2 separate regions of the Homo sapiens genome follow, and region 1 is linked to region 2. The links are chromatin loops, found by intact Hi-C in ENCODE. Cell type or tissue: breast epithelium. All regions are shown on one strand. Links, peaks and the distances in the headings refer to the core of each region. The heading gives the core; the rest is flanking DNA.

Region 1 (6,259 bases), core at 732-5,731, 1.5 Mb after region 2:
TTGGCTAGCCACATGCAGGAAAATAAAACTGGATCCTCATATCTCACTTTATATAAAAATTCTCAAGCTTTTTGATGGTGGCATACTAAACTAGCATAGCATAGCATATTCTTGTTGTCCACAGTACGTAGTTGTTAGTATTAGTTTACTAGGTCTCCCTAACAAAGTAGCACAAACCAGGTGGCTTAAACAGCAGAAATGTATTTTCTCACAGTCGTGGAGTCTTGAAGACTGAAAGCAAAGTGTTGGCATACTTGGTTCCTTCGGAGAGCTGTCAGGAAAGGATTTGTTCTGGGACTTTCTCCTTGACTTTTAGATGGCTTTCTTCTCTTTGTGTCTCTACACAACATATTCCCTCTATGAAGGTCTGTCACTGGTTTCAAAATTCTCCTTTTTATAAGAAAGCTAGTCAAATTGGATTAGGGTCCACCATAATGACCTCATTTTAATTTGATTAAATCTGTGAAGACCCTGTCTTCAAACGAGGGAGTGGAGTTTAGGACTTCAACATATTATTTCTGAAGGGCACAATTTAACCCATAACACTTCTTGAAATAACTCATTGATTAAAAAAAAATTGAAAAGAAACAAATAAAACAAATAAAAATTTGCTCAGTATTTTTTAGCATTTTACTATTACAATAGTTCCTCCTTATTCTCTGGGGATATGTTCCAAGACTCCCAGAGGCTGCCTGAAAATTGGATAGTACTGAACTCCCTATATACTATGGTTTCATGATTTGATAACCAAGGTGGCTACTAAGCGACTAGTGGGCAGGTAGCATACCTATCGCAGATATGCTGGATAAGGAACAATTCAGGTACTAGACATGGTCTAGGAAGACAGCATGAGATCTCATCAAGCTACTCAGAATGGTATGCAATTTAAAACTTACAAATTGTTTATTTCTGGAATTTTTCATTTAATGATTTTTGCACTGCATTTGACCATGGGTAACTGAAACCACAGAAAGCAAAGCCACAGATAAGGAGGAACTATTTAATTTATTTTATAAAATAAATATGATTTTATGCCCAGAATTTTATATTACAAAATGTCTAATAAAGCAATATATTGCAAATTACAGAATTAGCAAAGATTTACCAATAGTATATTCTAATTGGAATGTCTGCACATAAAATGAAACTGTATGAATTCATGTCAAGGTATATATCTGCTTTGGAAAGCAATTTTTTAAAAATTATAGCAAAAACACTTAACATGAGATCCACTCTCTAATAAAAATTATGTGTACAGTATAGTGCACATAATTCAACTTTCATAACTGATACCTTATCCCAGTGGAACAATTCCCCATTTCCCCTTTTACCTAGGCCCTGGCAAAAACCATTTCTATTATCTCTTTCTCAGTTTGACTATTTTAGAGAGCTCTTATAGTGGAATTATGCAAGATTTGTTTTTATGTGACTGTCTTATTTCATTTAGCATAGTGTCCTCTAAGTTCATCCATGTTGTTGAATACTGTAAGATGTAATTTTTAAAGGTTAAATAATATTCCATTTCATGTATATACAACATTTTTAAAATCCGTTACTCTGTTGAAGGGCATTTAGGTTGTTTCTTTGTCTTGGCTACTTTGATACTGCTGCAATTAACATGGAAGTACAGATATTTCATTAAAATCCTGATTTCAACTTTTTAAATATATGCTCAGAAATGAGATTTCTGGATTGTATGCTAGTTCTATATTTAATTTTTTGAGAATCCTGCATACTGTTTTCCATAGCTGCTGCACCATTTTACCTTCCTGCCAATAGTGTACAATGGTTCCAATCTTTCTACATCCTCACCAACATTATGTATGCAAGAGTACAATGATTGACCATAACATTTATTCTTGGTAGAAATGGAAGATAATATATTAAGGGGATGAATAACAGTACAAGTCAGTAGGATCAACGTCTACCGTGGGTTGTTAGAAGTGAGCAATCGAGCACTAGAAGGAGGTGGTAGACAGAGGGCTGAGCATGGCATTCAGTTATGAATGTTGTGCAGTTATCAGTAATAAACATGAGTCAATGCTTGGAGGTTTTAAGATAAAAGGAGGAAGTGTCCTCAAAGTGACAAAGAATGGGTATCAGTAGGCTATCAACACTACCTATGTGGACAGTGGTAGAGAAAACAGGTGCCTCCTCAGAAAACTGAAGGCAAATAACTAGAGATCTCAGGGGAGAGCCAGGTATTTTTTTACTAAAGAAGGTAATAAAAATGTTTAGAGAAAATTTCAGGGACATAAAATATTTTTATGATGGACCTTGATTTCAGACAGAGACAGAAAAACAGAAAAAGAAAAGGGACATACAAATCTGTCTGATGATTAGTTTGTGAGATATTAGGAATCACTATGAGTCTGGGGATTTGGATTGGACACAGTTTGACTAATAATGGAATATTGGAGATTGGGTATGTCCAAGTTTTATAGATGGCAGCAGCATTCTGAGAAGTTGCCACGTTACTATGGGCAAGCAGGCTCCCTCTTGACCCATTTCTATGAGAAGATGGAAAGACTGTGTAGGTGTGGACTTAGTCCCAGAACATGGGCTTCATTTTTTAATCCTTCTAGGGTTTGTGATTTGGGGGCTGTCTCATTGAGAATGTGGAACTATCTCTTGAACCCTGTTTATGAGGTCAAAAATGTCATGGCAGACAACTGTACTCAGAAATCCCTCTTGATTGGTAAAATAATCAAGTTTGCATTGAAAACTTAAAAATGTCCTTCTTAAAAATTTCAGTAATTCCAACTATCAGCAAGTGTTCATGAGCCATAGGAGATTTGCAACTTTGAGCTGCAAACAGGTTTATTAGCAGAACATGAAATAAGAGACCCCAATAAGCCCTATTTATGTAGTAATTATAATTTGTAGACACACCAAATTTTAGTAGTCACAACTGACTATGAAAAATATACACTTTCTATAAAGCAAACTAAAAAAATAGAAAGTATATGCTATTTACTAAGCTCTTATAAAAGGGAGAGAATAACGTATAACTATATTTCGGTTTTAATGGTCTTGATATTTGAATTTTACCCACATGAATTCCATCTAAATGAAGCCACCAACGTGATAAATTCTGTGTTTTATAGTCAGTTATGAATTTTATGTGAGATTTTATTGTCATTTACTATGCTTTTTTTAATCAAATTGCAAGTAATCTGATTGACATTATGGCAATTTCATATTGCCAGTAGGGTCTATAAATGAATAAACATGTAAATGTAGATTAGTTGGCTTTCATTTACTTATTAGCAAATATTTGTGTATTGTCCCCTCTGGGTGGAGTAGTTACTGAGTAATATAAGGTACTCAGTTTTTTTCTAACATAGTTTTTCACCAGAAAACAAACAAACAAACAAAAGACAATTTGGCACATTGAAAAAATTGCAATAAAAATTTTTTAAGGGTTCTGAGACAGTTAATATATTCATGAAACTTAGATTTTTATCAATCAGTCATTTTTAGCAGAGGAACCTTCTTATTTGTCTGAAAATTAAAATATTTTATTCATAATACTATTTTTTGAGGTCCTTAACTTTTTATATTTTTATCCTCCAAAGATGGCAAATAAATGTCTGCGTTAAAAGGAAACTTGTACACTCTGTGCCTTTACAATTATTCCAACAAGCTACTACTAACACTTGCTTTATGAAACTTTGAAACTCCACACTCAACAAACTCTAAAAAATTATTAGACGTGGTTTCCACAAATACCACCAATTATCTTTAAAGAGTTATTTTGCTATGTGCTTTATTTATTCCATTTTATGTAATTCTTGGCTCAAACTAATGTTTTTATTGAAAACAGGAAGAAGATTTAAAAAGCAAGCAATAAAGAAGAAAAAGCTCAGTTTGAGAGATTACTAAGCTTCTCAAAGTAATTAGAAAAGGGTGTGATGCCTAATTTTGTGTGCTAACCCAACTGGACCATGGTGCCCAGATATTTGATCAAGCATTATTCTGGATGTTACTGTGAGGGTGTTTTTAACATTTAAATCAGCAGATTATGAACAAAACAAATTGTCCTCCTTAATTTGGTTGGGCTTCATCCAATTAGTTGAAGGCCTAAATAGAACAAAAGAGTAACCTGCCCTAGACAGAAGGAATTCTACCAGCAGATGGCCTTCAAACCTGAGCTACAACAGTGGCTCCTTCCTGCATCTCTAGCCTCCCAGCCTGCATTACAGACTTTGGTCTTGCCAGCCTCCATAATCTCATGAACCAATTTGTTAAAATAAATCTCTCTCTCTCTACATATATAAAAGTGCTACTGGTTCTGTTTCTCTGTAGTACCTGGACTAATACGAAGTTGATCAAGGATTATAAACCATAACTATCTAACCCCAAAACCCGTACTCTTCTCTTTCTAATATGTAACTTTTTTTTTTTTTTGTAAAACATAAACCTTAAAGCAAGATTCAGACATTATATTAGTTCATTTTCACACTGCTATAAAGAAATACCTGAGTCTGGGTAATTTATAAAGGAAAGAGGTTTCATTGACTCACAGTTCTGCATGGCTGGAGAGGCCCCAGGAAGCTTACAATCATGGTGGAAGGAGAAGGAGAAGCAACAAGGCAAGAAAGAGAGAGAGAGAGAGGGCCAGTTATAAAACCATCAGTCCTCATGACAACAGACTCACTGTCGCAAGAACAGCATGGAGGGCACTGCCCCCATGATCCAATCACTTCCCACCAGGTCCCTCCCTTGACATGTAGGGATTATGATTCAAGATGAGACTTGGGTAGGGACACAGAGCCAAACCTCAAAGTCAATTTTTAGAGTGAAGCATGTATCTTAGCTGGGAGTTTAGCCAATTGAGCAGAGAGACCAGGCTGATGGACTGAAGTTCTAAATTAATGTTTAAAAAGGGATAACAGCACTGTACAGTAGTTAAGAGCACAGAATTGAGAATAAGATGCCCAGGGTTTCAATACCAGCTCTACTGCCTACTTGGGAGAATTTATGTTAAATTATTTAACCTCCTATACCTGACAATGGTAGTATTCCTCCCAAACTCCCTTGGATCTAGATGCTTTTCACTGTTTTTGTTCATTTCATCCCCAGCTGTGTTATTTATTTCAAACTGCCGCACCAAGGATGCCATTCAAAAGATTCCTATTTGCAAGTGTGAAGCTTTTTTGCCACATGTAGATAGTAGGATTTGCCTGGACACTCACAACTGTCTGGGGTATTGTTAATCAATGAGTAATTGGGGCAGGAGGGTGAACGTTTAGCTCATTTTTCTCCAGGACAAAATATAAAGCATAATCTGTACTTCACAGCTTCTCTCTGGGATAAGGCCACACTTAGCTTGAAATTATACCCTCTCTTGGTTTCTTTACCTTTCCCAACCTGTTTTCTCCACTCTCTACTTGTTTCTCCTTTGGGCACTTTCTAGCTAAATCTTTTTGCAACAAACCTCATCTCAGAATCTCCTTCTGGAGAAATTGACTAAAGACATCCAGTTTTCCCATCTTCTAAAATTGGAATATTGTTCCTATTTCAAAGGATATTGTCAAAGTTTAATGGCATATATAACTATAACTAGCACATATTATGTGATAAATGCATATTAGTATATTAATTATAAAATAGTAAAACTAAATGTGTTCCACTTAATAAAACAATAAATTGTTGAATGCCTAGTTTATAGTAAGCAAATCCTGAACATCAAAAAATAAGAAAGCAATTATCTTGTCTTTATTTTTATGCCTATACAGTCTGTCTGGAGAGAGATACTTAAGCCAATACTAAAAATCCAGTGTTGGCAATATGAGTGCATAGAGTGCTAATAATTTTTAAACACAAAAGAATAATAAGGCAGGACATAGTGGTTCACCCCTGTAATCCCTGTGCTTTGGGAGGCCTAGGCTTGAGCATTGCTTGACACCAGGTGTTCAAGACCTTCCTGGGCAACATAGCAAGATTCAATCTCTACCAAAAAATAATAATATTAAAAAATAGCAAGGCTAGTAGTGTGCACCTGTATTCCTAGCTAATTGGGAGGCTGAGGTGGAAGAATCACTGGAGCCCAGGAGTTCAAGACTGTGGTGATCTGTGGTCACACCACTGCACTCCAACCTGGGTGACAAAGCAAGACCCTGTCTCTAACAACAAATAAAATGAAATGAAAAGGGACACTTTGAGTACCTAAATCAGTCCGAGTAGTCAGGGAAGAGATATATTAGAATGCCTAAGTAGTAATTACACAATTTGAAAAGTGGAAAGGGGAGTGGGA
Region 2 (6,259 bases), core at 527-5,526:
ATCATGAAAATGACCATACTGCCAAAAGCAATTTATAAATTCAATGCAACACCTATCAAAATACCATCATAATTCTTCACAAAATTAAAAAACAATCCTAAAATTCATGTGGAACCAACAAAGAGCCCATGTAGCCAAAGCAAGACTAAGCAAAAAGAGCAAATCTAGAGGCATCACATTACTTAACTTCAAACCTTACTACAAGGCCATAGTTAACAAAACAGCATTGTACTGGTATGAAAACACACATGTAGATCATTGGAACAGAATAGAGAACCCAGAAATAAAGCCAAATACTTACAGCAAACTGATCATTTACAAAGCAAACAAAAACAGAGTTAGGAAAGGACACCCTATTCAACAAATGCTGCTGGGATAATTGGCAAGCCACATGTAGGAGAATAAAACTGGATCCTTATCTCTCACCTGTACAAAAATCAATTCATGATAGATCAAAGATTTAAATCTGAGACCTAAAGCCATATAAATTCTACAAGATATCATTGGGAAAACCCCTCTAGACATTGGCCTAGCAAAGAGTTCATGATGAAGAACCCAAAAGCAAATGCAACAAAAACAAAGATAAATAGATGGGACATAATAAATAAAGAGCTTCTGCAGAGCAAAAGAAATAATCAGTAGAGTAAAGAGAGTGGGAGAAAATATTCACAAACTATGCATTTGATCAAGTACTAATATCCAGAATCTACAAGTACTCAAATCAGCAAGGAAAATAAATAAATAAATAATTGCATCAGAAAGTGGCCTAAGGTCATGAATAGGTAATTCCCAAAAAAAGATATACAAATGGCCAAAAAACATACAAAAAAAGTTCATCATCACTAATGATCAGGGAAATGCAAATTAAAACCACAATAAGATACAATCTTACTCCTACATGAATTGCAGTAGTAAAAAATTTAAAAAATCATAGATGTTTGTGTGGATGTGGTGAAAAGGGAACTTTTACACTGCTGGTGGTAATGTAAATGAGAACAAGCACTATGGAAAACAGTGTGGAGATTCCTTAAATAAGTAAAAGTGGATCTACAATTTGATCCAGTATTCCCACTACTTGGTATCTACCCAGAGGAAAAGAAGCCATTATATAAAAAAATACTAGCACATGCATGTGTATAACAGTACAATTTTCAATTGCAAAAATATGGGTCCAGGCTAAATTCCCATCGACCAATGAGTGAATACATAAATATACAACAGAATACTACCTGCCTTAAAAGGGAATGAAATAATTGCATTCAGAGCAACCTGGATGTAGTTGGAGATGATTATTCTAAGTGAAGTAATTCAGGATTGGAAAACCAAACATCGTATGTTCTCACTTATAAGTGGGAGCTAAGCTATGAAGACACGAAGGTATAAGAATGATATAATGGACTCTGGGGATTCTGGGAGAAGGATGGGAGGGGAGTGAAGGATAAAAGACAACACATTGGGTACAGAGTATGCTGCTTGGGTGATGGGCGCACTAAAATCTCAGAAATCACCACTAAACCACCACTAAGGCAATCTGCAGATTCAACGCAATCCTTATCAAAATACCAATGACGTTCTTCACAGAAATAGAAAAAAACTATTCTAAAATGTATATGGAATCACCAAAAACCCAGAAAAACCAAAGCTATCCTGAGCAAAAGAATGAAAATGGAGGAATTGCTTTACCTGACTAAATTATACTACAAAGCTATTGGATACTATTCAGCAATAATTAAGAATGAGATCCTGTCATTTGCAAAAACATGGATGGACCTGGAGGTTATTATGTTAAGCGAAATAAATCAGACACACAAAGACAAACTTTGCATGTTCTCACTTACTTGTGGGATGTAAAAAATCAAAACAATTAAACCCATTTTGATCAAGAGTAGGTTGGTTACCAGAGAGACTGCAAAGGGTAGTGGAGGGTGGGAGGAAAGTGGTGATAGTTAATGGGTGCAAAATTAAAATAGTTAGAATTAATGAATAAGACCTAATATTTGATGGCACGATGGGGTGATTATAGTCAATAATAATTTAATTGTACATTTAAAAATTACTAAAATAATATAATTGTATTGTTTGTAACACAAAGTATAAATGCTTGAGGGGCTGAATACCCCATTGTCCATGATGTGATTATTATGCATTGCATGCCTGTATCAGGGTGTGTCATATATCCCATTAATATATACACCTACTATGTACCCACAATAATTAAAAATAAAATAAAACTGAAAAAGTTTTTCTTTCAATGTAAGAAGTAATGCCTCTTGTCCATTATAAAAATGCATAGATAAAATAATATTTTAATGTATAGGTTATTCAGGAAGACACACTAATAAACATTATGGTAGAAATTTTAACAGATTAGTGAATCACTGCAGGAATTGAAGAAGTGTCCTACAAGTTTGTTTCTCAATAAATTTTACAGATATGATTTTTTAAGATAGCAATTTGGTTTAATTGTTGATGAATTGTTATTGGTAAAACATTTTTTCATAATATTTTACAAATGCATTTTAGATTCCAGTTGCATATAATTATGTCTATACATAAATTACAAAAAATATAGATGTTATTCCTAATCAAAGCTCATAGAATGGTTTCTGCCACACAGTAAACATTCAAAATCTTAATAAATGTTTAATTAATGAATAAATTAATTAAAAAGTCAATAAACATAGACATTTTCAAATTTCCAAAAATACTACTAATTTATTCATAATACAAAGACAAATCAACAGATGACTCTTTTTGAGGTAAATTAATCAGGTAAGATGGTTTTTCGAAAGAAATTATTTGGTGATTGTAGAGCAAGAGGTTTCATATTGTGCATGTAGTATTTTGTCTCCAAATTTGTAGTTCTTTCCATTCATTTATTGATTTATTTGTTCATTTAACAAATGCTTGTTAAATGCCTATTATGGCATAATAAATGTGCGAGGCATGGCCATGGAATGAATAAAATTGTAAGCTTTGCCCCGTGCCTCAAAGTATCTAAATATATTGGCAAATACAGAGGCATCAAGAGGAACATTTGAACTCCAAGTTAAACAGTAACAACAATTAATCCCAAGAGAGTACTTTATAAACCCAAATGGTATTTTATGTATGTACAATTTACTGGTTGTCTGTTCAAATCATTTTCTCATGGTGGTTACTTCTAGTGCAGAAACCAAATTAGATGAGAAATTGCTAATCATCTAGTTCAAGTAAATGGAACTGGATAATCTTAAGGGATGCTTTCATCGTGCTGTGGGTTTGAAAAAAATTATTCTGAAGAATAATTTCAGTCTAAATAACTCTGTACATTAACTAAATATTCATTAAATATATACTATTCATAGCAAAACATTTTATTATTAGCAGTGTCAAATTGGTGCTCCCTCTCCTTGAGATTATGATTGACAAAAATGAACCTACTCTTTATTTATTCTTCAACAAATGTATCACCCTTTATGAGCCACTCTGTAAGGTGAAGAGGGATGTCCTGATAGAAAAGACCGACAGCTTGGACATCAATATTCTTACACATTTACTTTAGCATAATATATGTTTCTGCCATTATAGTCTTTGGCCATGAACAAAACTGGCTAAAATGTTCAGCTATGTATTTTATCTTAGCATTATTTGATTCCTTGAACACTTAAAGAAATATTAGAAGAGTTTGTCTCCAACAATCTGCATATGATATTTTAATTATAAACTAGTAAGTAAAAAGTTAAACTATAAAAACATGTATCTTACCAAATAGATGCACACAATTCTATTGGTTCTTTTTATACTAAAAAACATATCTTGCAAGAAGATCTCATATGCTTTTTCTTAGAATCCATTACAGTAAAGAAAGTTTTTTGTTATTTGATTTTAAAATGAGGTGAGAGTCTTTGTTGCAAGAAGTCTGTTCCCAGCTAACAGACAGAAACTTAGACACAGGTATTATTTCTTCAGCTGAAATATGTATGGAAAGTATTCATAGCACAAATAATATTTTAAAATGTTTCATTCTATTCAGGGAATAAAAATTTACACCTGGGATTGTATACATTTTTTGTAAATATTCTTATATATCATAATATTTTAATTATAAAATATTTAATAAAATACAATAGACTATGTAAAGTTTATAGAGTTTTGTTATTTATTTTATTTTTTCTGGTTGAAACTTGAAAATAATATTAGATAATTTTTATTCAGTCTCTTCTGTTTCTTGCTCAGGTTTCTTAGATAGATGCTTGTGTAAGATCTTGGGGAATTGATCACATCTGCACTGTCAAAGAAAAGCTTATATGAGTTTTGCACAAAATCAGATGCCGGAAATCTGTAAAAGAAAATCAATGATAGTTTACCTTTTTTCTCATTACAAAATCTTGGCCTATTATAGGCATATATAAAACTTAATGTATTTGGTATTCTCCATGATAGCTGCAGCTATTCCATATTACGTTTATGTACATATTATGTTTATAGATATGTGGAATTATTTAAGAATAGGAAATTTACTGACAAAGAGATATATTAATTGGGAGGTTTTATTTCTTCTCCAGTTGCTGGTTGAATTTAGCATTAAAAAATACAAGAAATAAATCATAAATCATCTTCCATGAAACTGAAGCTGTAGCTTTTCAAGCATTAAATAAGAAAAAGTTCATTGTGTCTTTCAGTACATGGACAGAAAATCACACAGGGAAAATTCTTTTAGAGGCTCTGATATGCGTAAACCCAGTGGAAAAGCCACTTTAATCTCCTTAGCTTTTACAGAATCTTCTTGATTTCTACATACATTTCTTGCTTTGTGTTTGGATTTTATGTCTTACAGTGATGACCCTCCCTGTTTTCATTACCTAGAAAAATACAGTAGGTATTGCATCAATTGTCTAGACAGTGTATAATAAAAATAATCTTAGAAATGTCCTAAATAATTTTAGTGACTCACTGTAGTATTCAGTTATAGAACAAAAATATACACAATTATAAATATCAATAATATGAATGGTTTGTCAGTGGAGGATATTTTTATTTTGCACAGAAAATAACTAGCAAATTGCATAAACTCAGTGTTTAAATTTATACTCTGGACATTTATGTATTCATATATATCGCTAAAGTACTTTTATGCATAAACTATATATAGATTATATGTTTATAGATGTTCTTATGCATATGCAGATGCATATTCATATGCATGTCCATATATACTCATACATATTTGTGTGTGTATATATGTGAGTATGCAAGTGTAGATTTATTATACAGTATTACATGTAGTGTAACACGTATATACTTACATTTAAAACAAAATTACATAGACAGATACAATTAGGAAAATTCATTTATTATGTTGTAAATGTAAAGCTTTGTCTTTGAAGTAGGGTCCAGAATCTTACCACTGGCTAGCTCTGTATCTTTGATCAAGTTACCTAATCTTTATAAACCTGTTTCCTCTTCTGGAAAATGTGTATGATACAAATCTATGTCCTTCAGAGTTTGCTATTGTAAGGATTAAATAAGCTAACGAATGCAGAGAAGAAAACTGCACAGTCTATTCTCTTGGTAGATACTCAATTAACATTGAACACCACTCCTCCTTATTCCAATCCCTGTTTAATAGCATCACTTTCATTGGGAGAAATTATGTGCATTTGTGTAGAGAAGAGTCCAATTTAAAAGAAATTGCAAAAATGTGTGTCTTCTCATACAATGAAAAAATAACAAAATTACTCTGAAGAAATTATTTTCTTACTTTTTACCTCAGTCGGCTAAAAGGATATTATCTCTGAGCACAAGCTATTATTAACACCAACAATTGTTTTTATCTTTCTCTTAGTGTTTCAAATTATCTGAAGTTATGCTTTAGGATGTATTCAAATACTTTAATCCATCTTCTGTGCTCATTATCCTTTTAGCTTCATACAACAATCATTTGGGTAGTTTGAGTTTCCAATTCACCAAACTGGCAAAGTGATGCTGTAATCAGTGTCCCCTCGATGCTAGTAAGACAGTTGCATTTCAACACCTCGCTGTTTGGGATCCTCTGCAGCTACTTATTATTGAGGAAAACTGCTCACAAGTCAATGTGGGGCACAGGAATTTGTTCAGCCACTGATTTTTATACATTAATTTCTATACTAAATTGAATACTAATTGACAATTTTACACAGTTCTTGGGCTTTTTTCTCAGTTTTTCTAATTCTCACAAGCATGAGTTTGGACAGTACGGTGCGTAGAATCCTAGTCAACACGTATATTTCTTTTATAT

Evidence for each region. A loop is a pair of places that touch in the nucleus more often than their neighbours do. Peaks named below come from ENCODE experiments on the same cell type or tissue, not always from the same donor. Only the 100,000 strongest peaks of a DNase experiment are listed, where the experiment ranks them.
Region 1: it touches region 2 in a loop (23-fold over the local background); 8 of 110 quality-filtered maps call a loop at or near these places.

What each region holds. Positions count from the first base shown.
Region 1 is chr13:65,621,295-65,627,553 of GRCh38, forward strand. No RefSeq gene overlaps it. Among named protein-coding and RNA genes, the nearest start is that of LINC01052, 240 kb to the right of the region's middle. In breast epithelium, for the core only: no CTCF peak of the experiment used is centred there; no DNase peak of the experiment used is centred there.
Region 2 is chr13:64,141,666-64,147,924 of GRCh38, forward strand. No RefSeq gene overlaps it. Among named protein-coding and RNA genes, the nearest start is that of LINC00355, 69 kb to the left of the region's middle. In breast epithelium, for the core only: no CTCF peak of the experiment used is centred there; no DNase peak of the experiment used is centred there.